Regions from separate parts of the Mus musculus genome. Here region 1 is linked to region 2. A link is a loop called in an ENCODE intact Hi-C map of the cell type or tissue named here. Cell type or tissue: left cerebral cortex. All regions are shown on one strand.

The links. Peaks named below come from ENCODE experiments on the same cell type or tissue, not always from the same donor. Only the 100,000 strongest peaks of a DNase experiment are listed, where the experiment ranks them.
Region 1: a loop joins it to region 2, with 3 times the contacts of the local background. A loop is called at or near these places in 4 of 42 quality-filtered maps.

Annotation. Positions count from the first base shown.
Region 1 is chr17:73,382,491-73,390,490 of GRCm38, reverse strand. It overlaps Capn13 (calpain 13), which reads left to right. Exons shown (of 23, transcript NM_001033444.2): 2 at 7,441-7,668. The coding sequence starts at 7,477. Among named protein-coding and RNA genes, the nearest start is that of Capn13, 13 kb to the left of the region's middle. In left cerebral cortex, no CTCF peak of the experiment used is centred here; DNase peaks (open chromatin) are centred at 138 and 3,671.
Region 2 is chr17:73,515,346-73,523,345 of GRCm38, reverse strand. It overlaps Galnt14 (polypeptide N-acetylgalactosaminyltransferase 14), which reads left to right. Exons shown (of 15, transcript NM_027864.2): 9 at 625-728. Among named protein-coding and RNA genes, the nearest start is that of Capn13, 120 kb to the right of the region's middle. In left cerebral cortex, a CTCF peak has its summit at 4,683; DNase peaks (open chromatin) are centred at 3,803, 4,788, 5,369 and 7,621; H3K27ac peaks cover 1,873 bases.

The DNA of each region.
Region 1 (8,000 bases), 130 kb after region 2:
GTGTTCTGCAACATTACATCAGATTTATTTCCATTGTTCTGAAAAACACCAACCAGGAGAGGGCTATGCACATCACTCTTGGGCAAGCAACAATTGAACATGGCTTCCTGTTCCTGGCTGACTTGGAAAAAAATGTAAAGAACTCACCCTTTGTGGCTAGAATATTGCAAGTACTTCCTGTAGGCAGCTCTAGAACAGCCCAGGCACCTGTCACTGGGAAGCCTGAGGGAACAGCTTTCCTGAGCCTGTCATTGGCAGAAAATGACTGAGTGGGTTAGCGGTGGAAAATTGGATGCTGGAGGAACGTAATTGAATGGAGAGAGCCCAGCAGGGCAAAGTTGAGAGAGAACTGTGGGTGGCAAAGATTCGTCTGCATCCTTCCTCAGTCGTCCTCCTCTGCCTGATGAGTCCCTTGGAAGTTCTGTCATGTTCTTCCTTGTTCTGTGACATTTCACGTCATTAGCAGTCTTTTCCTTGGTGCTGTCCAATAAGGCAGCCACTAGTTGCACATAGATGGGCACAGTTAAATGCAATCTAAATGTAAATGAAATGAAATGGAATCAAATTAAAAGTCAGTCACTTGCCCGAAAGCAAGAGTTCAAGGGCCGCGTGTGACTAGCGATTCCTGTGTTGGGTGTGATTGTGTATTAGTCAGCATTCTCTAGGGTGACAAAAACCAAAGGAATGAATATATATTAAAATCAAGCTCATTAGACTGGCTTATGTGATAGTGATAGAGTAATCCAACAATGGCTGTCCCACAGCAGGCAGTCAAGAACCCAGTAGCTGCTCAGGGTCCAGAGATGGTCAACCTTCTGCTTTCCCAGAACAGGCGTGTTCTAGATTTGGGAACCAACCGGGATGCCAGGCTTGGGAACTTGACATTTCCATGCCCTTTCTCCTAGGAAACCCATTAAGATGCTAATCACGGTCTCTAGCTTCTTGCCTGCTTGGCTGGCCTGACTCCAGCCTGTATGACTTGTCTGTACAAGTTCAATAAAGTCTCCCCCTGCTCCAGGTCAAAAAGTCTGCCTGCAGGTGAAGTACTTGCCTTTCTAGACAAATTCCACTCTTTTTTTTTTTGGACACAACAGAGAGAGTAGCAATGGGCCATGTGAAATATAGCCTCCAGTGATAAATCCACACATCCAACACCCTAGGGGGCCAAGAGCACCTTACTATACCAGACCAGAGCCATTCCATCTAGAGCAACACATTAGTTTTGATCCATTTAACCAAGAAGTCAGATATACAAGCTTCTCAAAGTGCAATCTAGGGAAGAGAGAGCCTGCTCACTTTGCACGTGTACCGTTAGCCTTCGTATACGAAAACAGCTTTCTGAGCACCTGGGTCACACTTCATCCTCTTAGGCCTGAGGTCATTTAGAGCTTCGATTCTGTCAGCACTTGGGTGGATGTTCTTCTTGATATCCATTATTAAACATGATGAAAAAGTTACAAAGGCTCTTCCTTTAAATCTCAACACTGGTTTTTGGCAGCTGAGGTAAAAAAAAAAATTACAGTATAGGGATTCCTAGGTAGTCCAGCCTTGCTTATCTGCATCTCTGGGTCAGACTGTGAGCTGTGAATTCTGTTTACTGTGGTGCCTCTGTCTCACTGTGCGATATTGCATAGTGCACCCATATGGCAGTATGCACAGCCTGAACAAGCTAGGCTGCCGCTGCCTTACATGTGCAGAATAAGATGAGATTATTATCAAAATCCCAGTTGTCATTAAAAGACAGGAATGCACACACCTGCACATATGCACACCATACACACACATGCACATACAAACACATATATACACTCACACACACACACACACACACACACAAACATACCACTCTCTCACACATATACATACATGTACTTACATACACACGCATACCACACACACAACATTCACACACATAAATACACACATACCACAATATACACACACACATGTGCACACACAGATGCCCTCTTCTTTCATCATTATTTACTAAATGCTCAAAATGTCCCTTGAGTGTATTTCAGGTTTCTTCTTTCATGTGTTAGATTTGTTAAAGATGCCAGAGAGCTATAAAGATCCTTAAATCAGAAAAATGATAGTGTTAATTACAAATCAACTTTTAAAAAAGAAAGAAAACTCACACCATTTCTTTATATTAAATACCCACAACTGTTAACATTTGGCTCAGTTTATAAAAATCAAATTGATATTTTAATATGTTTGTGTAAATTAGAAGATGGATGTGTTCTTCAAATGACACTGAAAGAAGATAAAGCCACAACCTGGCTGAGGATACTTATGCCATATATACCCAATCAAAGATGCATATGCTGAGAAGATAAGGAAGTCCTAGGAATCAATGAGAAGGACAAGCCAGTGGATAAATGTGCATAGGATATGAATATTCATTTCTCAGGGGACAGAGTACAAATGGAGAAGAAATATATTGAAAAATGTTCAATCTTACCACTAATCAGGGAAACAAATTAAGACCACATGGAGTTGCTATATGCTCACACGAGACGGATACTAATGAGGGGCTTGTCAATACTCAGAATCACTGAAGGTATAGCACTGGAGGCTGGAAAATAACATAGCTGAATTAGACTGCATGTGTGCATATTCTACACCCAAAACTTCCACTCTGAGCGATCTAACCGGGAGACACTTAGGACAAGATAAGCTAAGCATATTTATAGCATAACGTTGCGTTAAAGCAAAGAGAAGAACTTCCATTGTCAATGGAGAGAGTGCGGTATACATTGTAGGTTAAGGTGAGGCGGGGAGGGAAATGAAGTACAATTATTTCTTAACTTATGGGATTAAGAAAGGAAGTGGATGGAGATCATATACGCTGTGTACAGAGTCTAATTTTAAGTACTTTAGGTACAACCTACACATAGCTGTTCGTATTTAAAGTACAAACATTGATGGAATTGACACATGTGATGTCCTCACCACACTCAAGGCGAGCATCAGTGTCACCCTCAAGAGCTGTAATGCATTCACGGTTACCTCTCCATTGATGTGTGACCTCCAAACATTTTCTGCCACAATCACATTAGTTAAATGCATGCATGCAATGTGCTCTCTTGCGCTGCTTTCCTTCACTCAACATGATGAGTTTGAGACTTAGCTATGTTGTTAGGTGTTATAACAAGTATATCTCCCATTAAAGAAACCTTACCATCTTTCCATCCATTCAAATGTTTGCATCCTCAGTACTGTTAGATGCGGCTTGGCCAATCCTTTTTATGCCCACTGACATTCATCCCTTATACCCCAAGGTCCTAATTAATATCCCTCAATAACTTCAGACCTGCAAACTTCTTAGATTATGTAATCAGTGCCGAGAGAGCTGTTGGATCAAACTGGAGTTAGCCAACTACTGCTGCCAACTGATCTAAGTTCCCTACCACCCCTATCCAGACTGATATGAAGGTAACCTAGCCCCTAGTACTCTTGTGTCTGGAGATGAAATCATAAGGAAGAAGTTAGTTATGAAAGACCATGGCCTTGTATAGCAAGGAATTGAGAACACAGAACTGGTCCTCTCTTCTAGCCTCCAGATGGAATCAAGACAATAAAATCTGTTGCTGGTGGGCCCAGTGTGTGACGTTTTGTGATACAGCCCAAGATGACTAAAACAGTCTCCCCCTCAGCAGAGGAGTGTAGAGAAGGTTGGCCTCTAGCCTGATTCATAGCTGTTAAGGTCAGCAGAAGGGAAGGCTTCGTGCCCACCCCCACATACACCTTCCTGAAGCCTGACTCATTGGCTTACACAATTTCTCAGTTTCTACTCATGCCACCATTGATCTTCCTCTCTTGTGCCATTTTTCTTGCTCCCAAGAGAGTCTCAACAGCCAGCCAAACTTGTCCCTGAGCATCAGGCAAGGTTTTCAGTCCTTGCACTTTTTTCTGTTTCTCAGAACAGTGGAGTTGAGTCTTCTCTTGTTTTGCTTCCTCTTTACAGTGTGGGGCAATTGGGGGAGAGAAGAAAGAAAAGAAACCCCAAAGTGACAAAGGAGAAATTTCAAAGGTTCTTTCTGGACATAATAGTAGACACGTCGTCAAGCTCTACAGACGAACAATTTGGAAAGGAGGAGATGCTCTAAGTGTGAAGCATGTGTGTGTGCGCACACGCATGTGTGTATACAAGGGTGCCTATGTGTTAGCTGAATGAACCTCCTTCTCTGTCCTTTCTGTTACCCACCAAGATTCTCCCCTAGAGACGGACATAAAGTCTTACCCTGACTGCAGTGCATTGACAACTGACACTGCCGGGAAAGGGAGAGTCAGTTTTCACAAAGGGTGTAGCCTCTGGTCAGTCAATCATGCAGCAGGTGATGGCCCTACCCAAGTGGGTGTGGGCAGCACACACTGGACTCAGCACAAAGGACAGAAAATGAGCATACAGAATTGAATGAGTAGGAGATAGAGGTGAATCTGGGAGAAGACAGGAGGGAGATATGATCAAAATAGAGTCTTTGAAACTCTCAAAGAAATAATAAAAATATTGTTTTAAATAAACGGGATTTAAAAGCCAGATCCTTTCCCAGAGTGTCCTATGTCCTCCAGCAGCAGATGTCCACCTGCCACTGTGACACTAGACAGCCCCAGCGAGGGAGCAAAGAGTGCAGAACAAATAGGAGAGGTGTGAACACCCTCCAACCTGCATTTGTCAGACCCCTGAGACCCGAGCCTGCCCTTGAGAACAAGCAAGTCCCTTGTCTTAGAAGATGTCAGGCCGCTACATAACCCATTCATGCTCAAATGATAATGGCCATTGTAGTAATAACGCTACCCATCGACTGCTTTCTGTTTACCACTAATGGTGTTACATATTCTATGAGCACAGTTTCTTCTGAGTCCCAGAATGACCCTGTTATGCATGTAGAAAAAAGTGGTCTCCATTTTACAAATCAGGACAGTGACTTTTAAATGGGCATGCCTAAAGTCTGGCCAACCCACTACCTAATAGTGGGCTTGGGGGCTCTCTAGAGTGAGCCAAGGGCTCATCGCCCACTTAGAAGATCTGCGAATGATTCGGACAGAGAAATGGAACTATATCCTTTAAACTTTAATTTTTACATGCAATTATGGGCTCCTTATTAACAATCCCATAATTGTGTTATTAAGGGTAACTACAGTGTGGTTTTTATAAGCTAAAATTAGGTCACTGCTAGACTCTCTCACACACTCCAATTCAGTGTTTGATGGAGAGGCAGGAGGCTGGGTAGTGCTGTGTTGGTTCCCTGGTCTCTGAGCACGCACACAGTTGGCAAACCCACAATTCCCTACCTCTTCATTATTGGGTGTCACTGCCATTCTCCTGAATTGACAAGCAATTTCTATCACTGTTTTTCTGCTCTTGAATGATAGCTTGCTCTTACCTCAGCTCTGGCAGTGTTATTTAATTTGTTGCGGGCTCTCTGTATAACCTCATTGCAGATGCGGAGGCATACAGAATATTTTGGTCTGTTTTTTTTTCTTCCCCAATAACTAAATTGAAGAAACACATATATCATGCTACTGAAAAAAAGCTCAAATTGCCTATATTTAACCATTATTTTAACCTCAGGTTAAACTATATGGCTCTGACTAGATTTAACTATTTTCAATCTGTAACAATGCTAGTTTTACAGAGCTCAGTCTAATAATGCCAATGTAAATTATTCCTATCTTACGTGGGAGAAAATTATAAGTACAATTTCCCTCCGAATGTGCTGGAACAATGACACTTAACTGGTGAGATTCTGCCTGAGAATTTGTGCTATCTCGGTAATTTGCCACATACCACTACCAAGTAACTGCAAGATAATTGCAAAGTTATTTTAAGTTTGCATATGTTTTTCTAGGATTCACAAGTCGTGGCTGTCAGTTCCCTTATAAGTTAGGTCTCTATGTTCTCTCATTCTCTTTCACTGGATTTCTTCACTGTGAAACAGTAGTGAATAGGAACTGTGGACATCAGGATCTTGTGTGCCAACCTGAGTAGACCTTGGTCAAAAAAGCTTCAACAGCAAAACTTTAAGACTTGCAAGAGCTAGTCATATCCCACTAATAAGGTGAATTTGTGACTGAATTGGAGGCCAGCTTCACAGATAGAGGGTGTGAGGTCTGTGTGGTGGGGTTGCATCAGTTATACCTGCATAGTTTGCTGGACAAGAACCCTAAACCTTTATTGACAATGTTTCAAGAAAGTTAGATAGCATTTAATGAACCCCTACTGTATACCAACTTCTTGGTTGGGCCAAATCTTATGTAATACCATTACAAACCCTATAAGTTTGGTACAATCAATCCATTTAGTTGGCAATCTAATAGATTGGTTCCTAGACACCGATGCTAGTTCAATATTGTACATCCAGGATGTAGCTGGCAAAACCCATGTGGCCATTCATGACACCACATCCCCTCTCCTCCTTGTCCAATTCATCATCTAATTGTCTAGGTTCTGCCTGTAAAACAGCCCTGGGCTTTGTCAACCCTCTACTGTCTTCTCCACTAATGCTCCAACACTATCTCTCCCAAGGACAGATGCAGTGGCCTCCAACCTCCTCCAGTCTGCATGAATTCTCACCTTCATCTGGCCACCTACTTTATCTACAGATGCTATCAGAATACAGCATATATGCCAACACACACACACACACATGCATGTACATTCTTGCAGGTGATTGTCAAAACCTCAAACAAAGAAAACAAATGAAAAAAAACCCATATTTTGACTTTTGCCAATCTACTTTTCTAGCTATTTCCCCCACTACTTAACTATTCCAGCCCCAACTAAACCCCACTAAACCTTCCAAATTACTTCCTACTCTCCTACACCCTATGACTTCACAAGCCAGTTTCTGGGGCCCGTGTGCACTTGCTACCTCGGGCAGCTACAACCACTTAAAAAATTACCCAACATTTCTGCTGCTGGTAAATTCTCCCTTCAAGGCCTGATTCAAATGTCACCACCTATGGGAATGTCCTCCCAGACTGTCAGGAGAGTTATACCCCCTCCTCCTTACAGCCACGGGCTTTGTACACAGTTTTAATTGAGCAGTGTCTGTTGAATGATGGCTGGTTGTTGAAATGTCTAATTCATCTTCCTCAGTTGGTAATGAGCCCCTCGGGATAAAGATCATGATGTATTTATCTTTGGATTGCCGACATTCAGAAGAGTGCATGGCACAAGGTCAGTGCTCAATAAATGTTCATTAAATGGACAAATACCCTCAGAGTCTCTGGTGCACATGAGAACACACGGAGAAGCTAATTCAGTTCACCAAGCTGAACACGAACAAGAAATACGGATATTAACTTTTACTTGAGGCTTGCCCACCCAGGGGCTCTATATGTCAGGAATAGCAGAGATCTTAGTCTCAGATCTGATAGAAGTGGGAGGCATCGCAATGTTCTGGCACTCATCATTTTCCTTTCTCTCAACAGAAAGAAAGGACTTCAGACATCTTTCTAGAGCTAGTCATGGCACATGATGCAGAGACCTCCGTGGTCAAGTTCAAGAATCAGGACTTCAGGACCTTACGGGATCATTGCCTGAGCAGGGGTCAGCTGTTTATAGATGATACATTCCCTGCTGCGGCATCTTCCATAGGCGAGAAGCTACTCAGGGGGAAGCACCTTTCGAAACTGGAGTGGAAACGACCAACTTCAAAGGTGAGTGAGCCCCATCTAGGGGCACAGAAAGCTCTGCAAATCTGGAGGCTGTCCACCATGGCATCTCCTTGAGAAAAGACAGTGGTCCAGCCTCATACCCAGCAGGAAAGAAAAGATAAGATTCATCTAATTTCTCTGCTGCAGTCTTAACATCCAGTCCAAGAAATGGGAGAGCTCTGTGCTCAGAGGCAGAGCCTGAACCATGGCTTCTAACGCAGTTCTGATACTGACTGCAGCTAGATTAAAACATCTCAATCCTATGACTGGGAAAATGGCATGTCATGGTTATGGAGGCTGTGCTGGTTGGTCTCTAGGGTCTCTCCGCCTCCTTA
Region 2 (8,000 bases):
TGCCAACTCCTCTCCAGTTCCCACACACTCCTCTTGGCATATTTGCATTTGCATGCCAAACTCCCTCTTTATAAGGACCCCAGTCACATTGGCCTACCCTAATTACCGTTTTAACTTGGTTACCTCTTTATAGAGGTAATCTCTTGTCTCCAAATAAGGTCACATTCTGAGATACTGAGAATTAGGATTTCAGTTACACTTTTATTTTTGGATAGGGGGAGGGAATTCAAGATACAGCCAAAAGGTAAAGGCACAGATCAGAGAAGTGAGCCCAGGTCAGGACCCGGCTGTGCTGTTCATGGCCCTTCTCTGCCTGGGCAGTGGCCTAACAGCTCTGCTCCAAGAGCCTCACTGAGCAGAACTGGAGGAGGAGGGGCAGGGGGAGCTCCTTGGAGGGGTGTTGATCGGTGATGTTTCCTGACTGCAAGGTCAAGGAATTGTCAAGCAGAGGACAGACCTCTGCAGCAGATCCTTGTTTTAGATAGCCTAAAAATATACTGGCTCTTCTGAAAAGGGCCAGAAATCAGGAGAAAAATTGCCTTGAGTTCTGGATTCCCAGAACCACAGAGTTTGAGTTTACTTCCTCATATGCTCCCCAACCTTATCTTCCTTCCAAACACACAGGACTCCAATCATAGCCGGAGGGCTCTTCGTGATCGACAAAGCCTGGTTCGATTACCTGGGTAAATATGACGTCGACATGGACATCTGGGGTGGGGAGAACTTTGGTAAGTTTCTATTTCATATCTCATGACCTATATAAGTTCAGTATAGCCTGAGGATTCTGTGTCCTTAACCTGGCAGGGGGTTTCTGGGAAATCTGAGTCACCCACTTAGGGAACAGCCTGGTTAGGGTCCCAGAACAGTGACTGTAGGAAGGCGGTCATAGCAAGAGATTTTCTCCATGGTAAATATAGACACCAAGTACCAGGGAAACCTGTCCAAGCAGGTTCTTAAGGGAGAAAGTGAGATGTGAAATCCAAGAGAACCAAGATGAATGCCAAGTTCGTGGGGCCAGATGCAGGTTTGAACTGGAAGCAGCGGACTTAGGAATCTGGAGTTGAAGAAGACTGAGAAGAGAAAAAGTGCGGCAGAGGGATGAGAGAGCAATCCCTTCTCATCGTCGTGCTGGGTTAATCACCACAAAAACCAAGAGACAATTTACCCTCGCCTTTCAGTGGGATGGGATCCAGGGAGGGAGAGGGGCTGGCTCGTAGGTGGCCTGCCCTAGCCATAGTGCCAGCTATATTTGCAGCTACAGGGAAAACATCTCAGATGGAACAGCCATTTCATCCTTCTACTAATGCTGAGTTATCCCCTGCCCTTCTATGGGAAAATGTAGCTTTGATGTAACAACCTTCCCTCTTGGGGTACTGTGACTATTTTGAGGTAACTGAGAATGGCAGTACGCCATGGGCATGTGAGTTTCTGCCTAGGAAGTGAGACCTGAGAGGGACGAAGTCGCAAGCAGGACTGGAGATGGCATGTGGTGGGCTTTGTCCTGCATATCTCCATCTCTCAGTGTACCTGGGGCCTTAGTTATGCAGGAGGCCCACAGTGACGACTGGTTGAGCAAACCAAACAGAAAAATGGAAGAGAGGGAATCATTATGTGTGGAGTGCTTCTCCTCTGTGCTAGCCCTGGGAGGTGTGCGAGCATGGGTCTAGGGAACAGTACACAGGCCAGAAAAGTGATCCGAGGGCTCCTCCTGGCACTGAGCTGCCTGGCATCAGCCACTGCCTTTGTTGTCTTCTGCCCATTGCCTTCAGGGTGTTTTATGGCTTTCTTTCTCAGTCACTAAGAATTATTTCCCAGAAATTTATGGCTTTGGCCTAACCCGTAGCATCTGTTCTCCCAACCTGGGCAGTACAGGGGAGAAATCTATCAGGAAATTGGTCTCTTGCCAAGTGGGGGTCAGACTGGAAGCACAGTAAACAAATCTCGATCTCCAGTCCCTAGCCTATAAACCAACAAGGATGGAATGTAACAGGAATTGTGAATGTGCTGGCATGGGGTTCAAGGCTAAGTCTGCCTACACTAGCCTAGGGGAAGCTGGATATCCCAGCACTCCTTACTGAGACGTTCCAGCCCTCCTTCCCAGCAGCAAAGAAGTGTTCCCTGTAGCCCTCTGATAGACGACAGTGGTCCAGTCTCTGCCCTAAAGCCACTCATAATGATTCAGAAATTTTCACTGTCCGACATATTGTGGGTTAAGAGTTTTTGTGAAATTGTTAGAAAATCCTTCTAAGTTACAGTTCAGCTCTATCCAGTTTGTCTCCTGGGGTTCTTTCTGTCCTCTTGAACTGTACAAGGTGAGGATGATCCCTCTTGGATGCAGCAGTCGCATTTGGATGCAGGTAGCACTGTCATTTGCAGGATGGCACATTCCGGTCTGACTTACCAGCACCCTTCCTTTCGAGCCATGTTAACACACAGCTGCTCAAATCAAGATGCAATCTCATCGAGCCAGCTCCTGAGTCGTTTGGTATTACTGAGGGCTGATTTGAATAAAGCAGTTGGTAAATGGTCCCTGTAAGGTGTGGGAAAGACATTTATAATCCATCACAAAATCTTTGAGACCAAAGAAGCACTGTAGACAGCCACCGCAGCAATCACTGTTTCCCCGCACCCTAACATTCTATTCTGCTATAGTCAGCCAATAGCACTTTGGAAGCCTTTTTTGGATCCTTTTACCCTCTTTTCTTTTTTCTTTTCTCCCCTTCCTTCCTTCCTTCCTCCCTCCCTCCCTTCTTCTCTTCTCTTCTCTTCTCTTCTCTTCTCTTCTCTTCTCTTCTCTTCTCTTCTCTTCTCTTCTCTTCTCTTCTCTTCTCTCTCTCTCTCTCTCTCTCTCTCTCTCTCTCTCTCTCTCTCTCTCTCCTTTTAAGTATTTTTGTATACCAGAAAAATAAGGTACTTTTTCCAAGAGCACATACATGACATGGTTATGTGCACGGGTAGCAGTTGCAAGGCGTGGATAACTAGACCACAAAGTATGAGAAGGTGGGGATTCTAAAGTGGTCCACATGTCTGACTGATGATCAGCTATCTGGATGGAGGGTGTGAGCGATGCTTTAGCTATAAAAGAGGATAAAAGAAGGTGCCTGCCAGAAAAAAGGAATCCTGTCTGTAGGGTATAGCCCATCACACACACCACCACCACCACCACACACACACCCCTCCATTCTGGCCACTCTTTGCTAAGTTGTTCTCCAACGCTATTTATTACTGTCCAGCTTCAGCTCCTGCCAAAGTGGTCTTGCTAAGAGACAAGTCTCCCAGGTCTGTGTCTACAAGGACTTCCTCCTGCCCCTCTCCTACAGAAGTGTCTATCTTCCTAGGTTCATCAGGCTGCTCTCCACACTTCCAACATTGGCAGACCCTCCTGAACTTTCAGACTATTCAGGCCTTCTACAAGAACAGAGAGCCTCCTTATGCATCCACTATGAACCCCTGAAGATGGCAGCTCTGAGTGACCTCTTCTACAGCTGGGACACTTTCTCTCTGCCTTCCCTTCTGCTACCACCCCTCCCCCATCCACCCACTTCGGCATCCCATCTTCTCAGCACAGTGTCCTTTATATCACCCTTCCACTGACCCATTTAAGTATGTGGCTGTCCAGTTATCGGTGCCTGTCCCACTGATGACTCTCTTAAAGCAAGAGCAGAAAGTTCATCTCATTTCTGATTCTCAATGCCCAGAATAGTCGAAACTGCTCACAAAATGCTTGTGTGAAAAGCGAGAGACTGAATGGGAAAGGATTTCTGGGTGGCAAGGCAATCCAGAAACATATGTCTCTTTGAGTTCCAAAATCATCCTACACCCAAACCCACGGATGCTCCAGTCCCTTATATAAAATGGTACCAAATTTGCATAGAACCAATGTGCAAGCACTTGTATTACTTAAATCATTCCCCCATTACGTATAATACATAATAGAACACACATATCATGTAAATAGTTGTTAAACTGCATGGTTTAGGGGAAGATAGTGAGGAAAAATGGTTATACATGTATGCTCAAGAAAAAGCAATTGTCTATTTTCAATAAAATACTATTCAGTGTTGGTTGAATCTGGGATGAGGATGAAGGGCAGACCATACCATGCACTAGGCACCATGTGAAACAGTTTACATAGAATCCAGTGGAGCTATGTTAGAACAGTCTCTTTGATTATATAAACAATAGCAGCAGGCTGGTATGTCTCTTTCTTCCAGACAGAATTTCTCTGTGCTCTAGACATGTTTGCCTGTGTACTGTTGACGTTAGTTCACAGCTCCAAAATGACATGTGCTCTTTGGCCAGGGTGACTATGACTGAATCCGATCCTACCCTCACCTCACCCCCATCTTCCACTGCAGAAGTGGCTGCAGGTGGATTGGCTGAAGGGCCTTGTAAAAGCCATACTGTGTCTTGGTTAACCTCCCCACCTGCTGACCTGGTACTTCATTCCCACCAAGTGTTTCTAAAATGAGCTGAGCACTTTTGATAATTATATCCACAGTTTAGGACACGAGCAGGCTTTAGGGAAATGTGGCTTTTAAATTTTTTCCGAGGTTGATTTGCATTAAAATTGGATACTTAAGCTCCAATTTACATAACACAGGATACATGTAATATATATCTACTTACTCAGAGCCTGAGCCACATCTCACTTTTAGCTTTTGGTCTCTAGAGGGAAAAAAGGAATCTGTTGCCAGTAACAAGTGTGTGCGAGGCAGGGTGGGGATGGGGTGCCTACTTCCCAAACCAGGAAGCTTTGGCACACACACAGAGGGAGAATACAGGAGTCCTGAATTTAGAATGGGGGATTTCCAAAGCACAGCAGGCACAAAGGACAGTGCAGAAAAAAGAAATGAGGTAGAGCCCAAAAGAGCCTTGCTACCACCCACCATGCTCAGAATGGAGTCTGGGATGCCAAGCTATTCCAGGCTCAGGAGACATGTATGGTTCAGGAAGAACTCAGGCTTTAAGATCAGATAGGAGTAAGTTTGAAGCCCATAGTTACCACCTAGCACCCTTGGGAAAGTTACCTCTCCTCACTGAGCCCATTTCTAGGTCTTGAAGGTAGAAGCAGTGGTTTCTTAAGTAAGATGAGCAGTTCCCTACCCCACCCCCAAAAGATAGCCACACCCAAATACCTGGAGCCTGTTTGGATGTGACCTTATGTGACACAAGGTTTTTAAGCAGTGTGATGAGGTCACCAATCAATGGGTTGGAGAATGTTGCAAATGGGCCCAATCTAATATCATAGAATCTCTAAAATCAGAGAGCTTTCTTAGGCACGTGGCAGCAGAGAGTTGGCATAAGCCAGGTGCCGTGCTCCAAAGGGACATTAGCAGCTGTTAGCTTAAAGATGGAAGAAACAGCAAAATAGTAGCTGAAAGAAATTCTGGGCCATCAGCCAGCAAGGAGAAGGGAACCCAAGTCCTGAAGCCTTGAGTAACTTTCTAAAATCAGTTAAGTAAGCTTCATAGCAAGTTTTCCTTCAGAGCCTCCATGAAGGGACATGGGTCTTGCTGACACCTTGACTTCAGCCATGGAAGACACTGAGTAGAGGACCCTCCCAAGTCCTCTAAGTTCGAGGAGAATCGTTAAAGCAACATAAGAAACAACATAAGAGTCTCATCACATCCACATGTCATGAGACTGCGTGAAAATAGCCGAGTGTCTGCTCCACTAGAGTTGGCTGCCTTCCCTTCAGGATCCTTCATGGCCAATGTCTCATAAAGAAGGATAGTCTGACCTGCTGAGATACCTCAGTGCCCCTGCCTTTGCTTTTAGCCCAGGGTTGGGGAAGTGGCCTCAATAAGGGCACTCACATTTGAGGAAACATCATCTTTCCCCAAATATGTAATGATACATGACACCCTCTTGGCTGCTCTGTTAGAGCCCAGTGCCCTGTGTGATTCTCCAGGCCCAGATGTGATCCCACAGGCCACCTTTTGTTGCTGCTCCTAAATGTCCCACATGCTATCAAAGAGAGACAACAGTTGCTTATTTGCCATCAGAGTTTGGAACGTTGAAGGATGTTCATAGTCACAGGGCCATGGGTGATCACCGTGGACTTGTGGTTAATAGTTGTCCAAAAGTAGAGGGCTGGGAATAGCATCTGTTGTCCCAGATGTGAGGTGGAATGCATTTGGCTCACAGATCCAAAGCTATCTTTTATAGCCCAATAAGATGATCTCCAGTCGAATCAGAGCGTTCGTTAAAAAACAGTGGAATTGTCTTAGTTGATGTTGAGCTGCTATAGCAGGATACCACACTGGGTGGGCCAAAGGGAAATATGGAATAGAGAGTGGGAAGTCCAAGATTGGGTAGGGTTTGCTTGCTCCATCATCCTTTGGCAAAATGTACAAGCTGGAGAGCTCAACAGAGGGCAAATTCTTCATCCCTTTATAGCGACAGGTTTCCATAATAACAACTCACTCCCTAGATAACAGCACTGGTCCTTGCACCAGAGCCAATCCCTCATGACCTTTTGGAGGTCTTGTGTTTTTAACAGTTTTGCTTTGAAGATTAATTCTACAGCCGGTGAACTGGGGAGGAATACGTACTGGCCTTAGTACACACAGAACTTGCTTCTTGACCCAGTAAGAGCCAGGAAATTAAAGATTACTGAATTACCTGACACATAGGTAAGGGCAGATTTATGCATGCCAACAGACTGTGAATGTCTCTTTCTGCGCACTACTGTCTGCTGCTCTATTTCCTTTGTCCTCACCAGGTTTAAGCTCCTCAAGAGGTAAATAGATGATGTGATCACATATATCAATGTGATCACATACACAATTGTAACACTCTAGGATACTCCATTTAAAACATGATCCATGGGACCAGCAAGATGACCCAGTGTGTAAAACACTTGTCCCCAAAGCCTGATGACTGGAGTGCAAGTCCCAGTTCAAGCTCCTTCCACCTGGTGGAAGGAAAGAACCAACTCCCACAAGTTGTCGTCTGATGGGCACCCAGATTCAATGGCATGTGTGCACATGTGTACACCACCCCTCTCACATCCCTCTACTTCCTTCTATACTCCCAACATACACTGAATAAATAAATGAATGAAAAATAAACAGAGCTCATTGCACACAGCTGTTCTTATGTGAACTGGTACCCTTTACCCTCGTTAGAATTCAGGCTATGAAATGAAGCCAGAACCTTGACCAGGGATGGTGTGCTTCCTGGAAAAAGAGCTGCTCTCTGGACCCTGAATTCCTACCCACCACTTATGTGCTCATCAGATGGGTGTTGATTCTGGTAAGAGGTGAGGGTCCTCAGAGGCAGTAAAAATAGCTGATGTGCTAATGAGTACATGGTAGACAAGGGAAGAAAATGCAGGGCGTGAGGGCAATCTTCTCTCAAATATTAATCTGAAGTTAGAAATATAAGGTTCCATCACAGTGCCCCAGTGAGGATAGAGTAATTACACATCTCCCTGCCTGAGATGTGGAGTATGTGTGACATTTATCACCAGGGAGATGATGCAGGCACTGACTAAGCGAGAACCCCAGAAGACTCTATAGAAAGACTTTGCCTCCTTCCAACCTCACTGAAGAGATGGTGGCACCACATCAGTGCAAACATGGAGAGCAAGGCTCTAAGAATGCCTGGCTTCCCACTGCAGCATCCGTGGTTCTCGTGGCACTTGTCCAGGCCCTCTTTGAGAAGCTCAGGTTCAGCAGACTTTCTCAATGGCTTTCACAAAACTGCTAACCAAGCATGCCCAGTGTGTGAGCATGAGAGATTGCTCATCCTCCTCAAGTCACAATGCAGATAAGGGCAGGCTGGTTGTAGATCCTAGGTTTTAAGTATTCTGCAGAGTAGTGCTTAGAAATCATTACACTAACCTCAAAACTCCTCATACCACCAAGAGGACCTCTTGACTCAAGTGACAACACGGGGACCCATAGCAGATCCAAAACTCCTGTTACAACAATCTGGGCTTGAGAGCTGAGAAACCTAACTCATGCCAGGCCAAGGACTCCTGTAAATGGAAC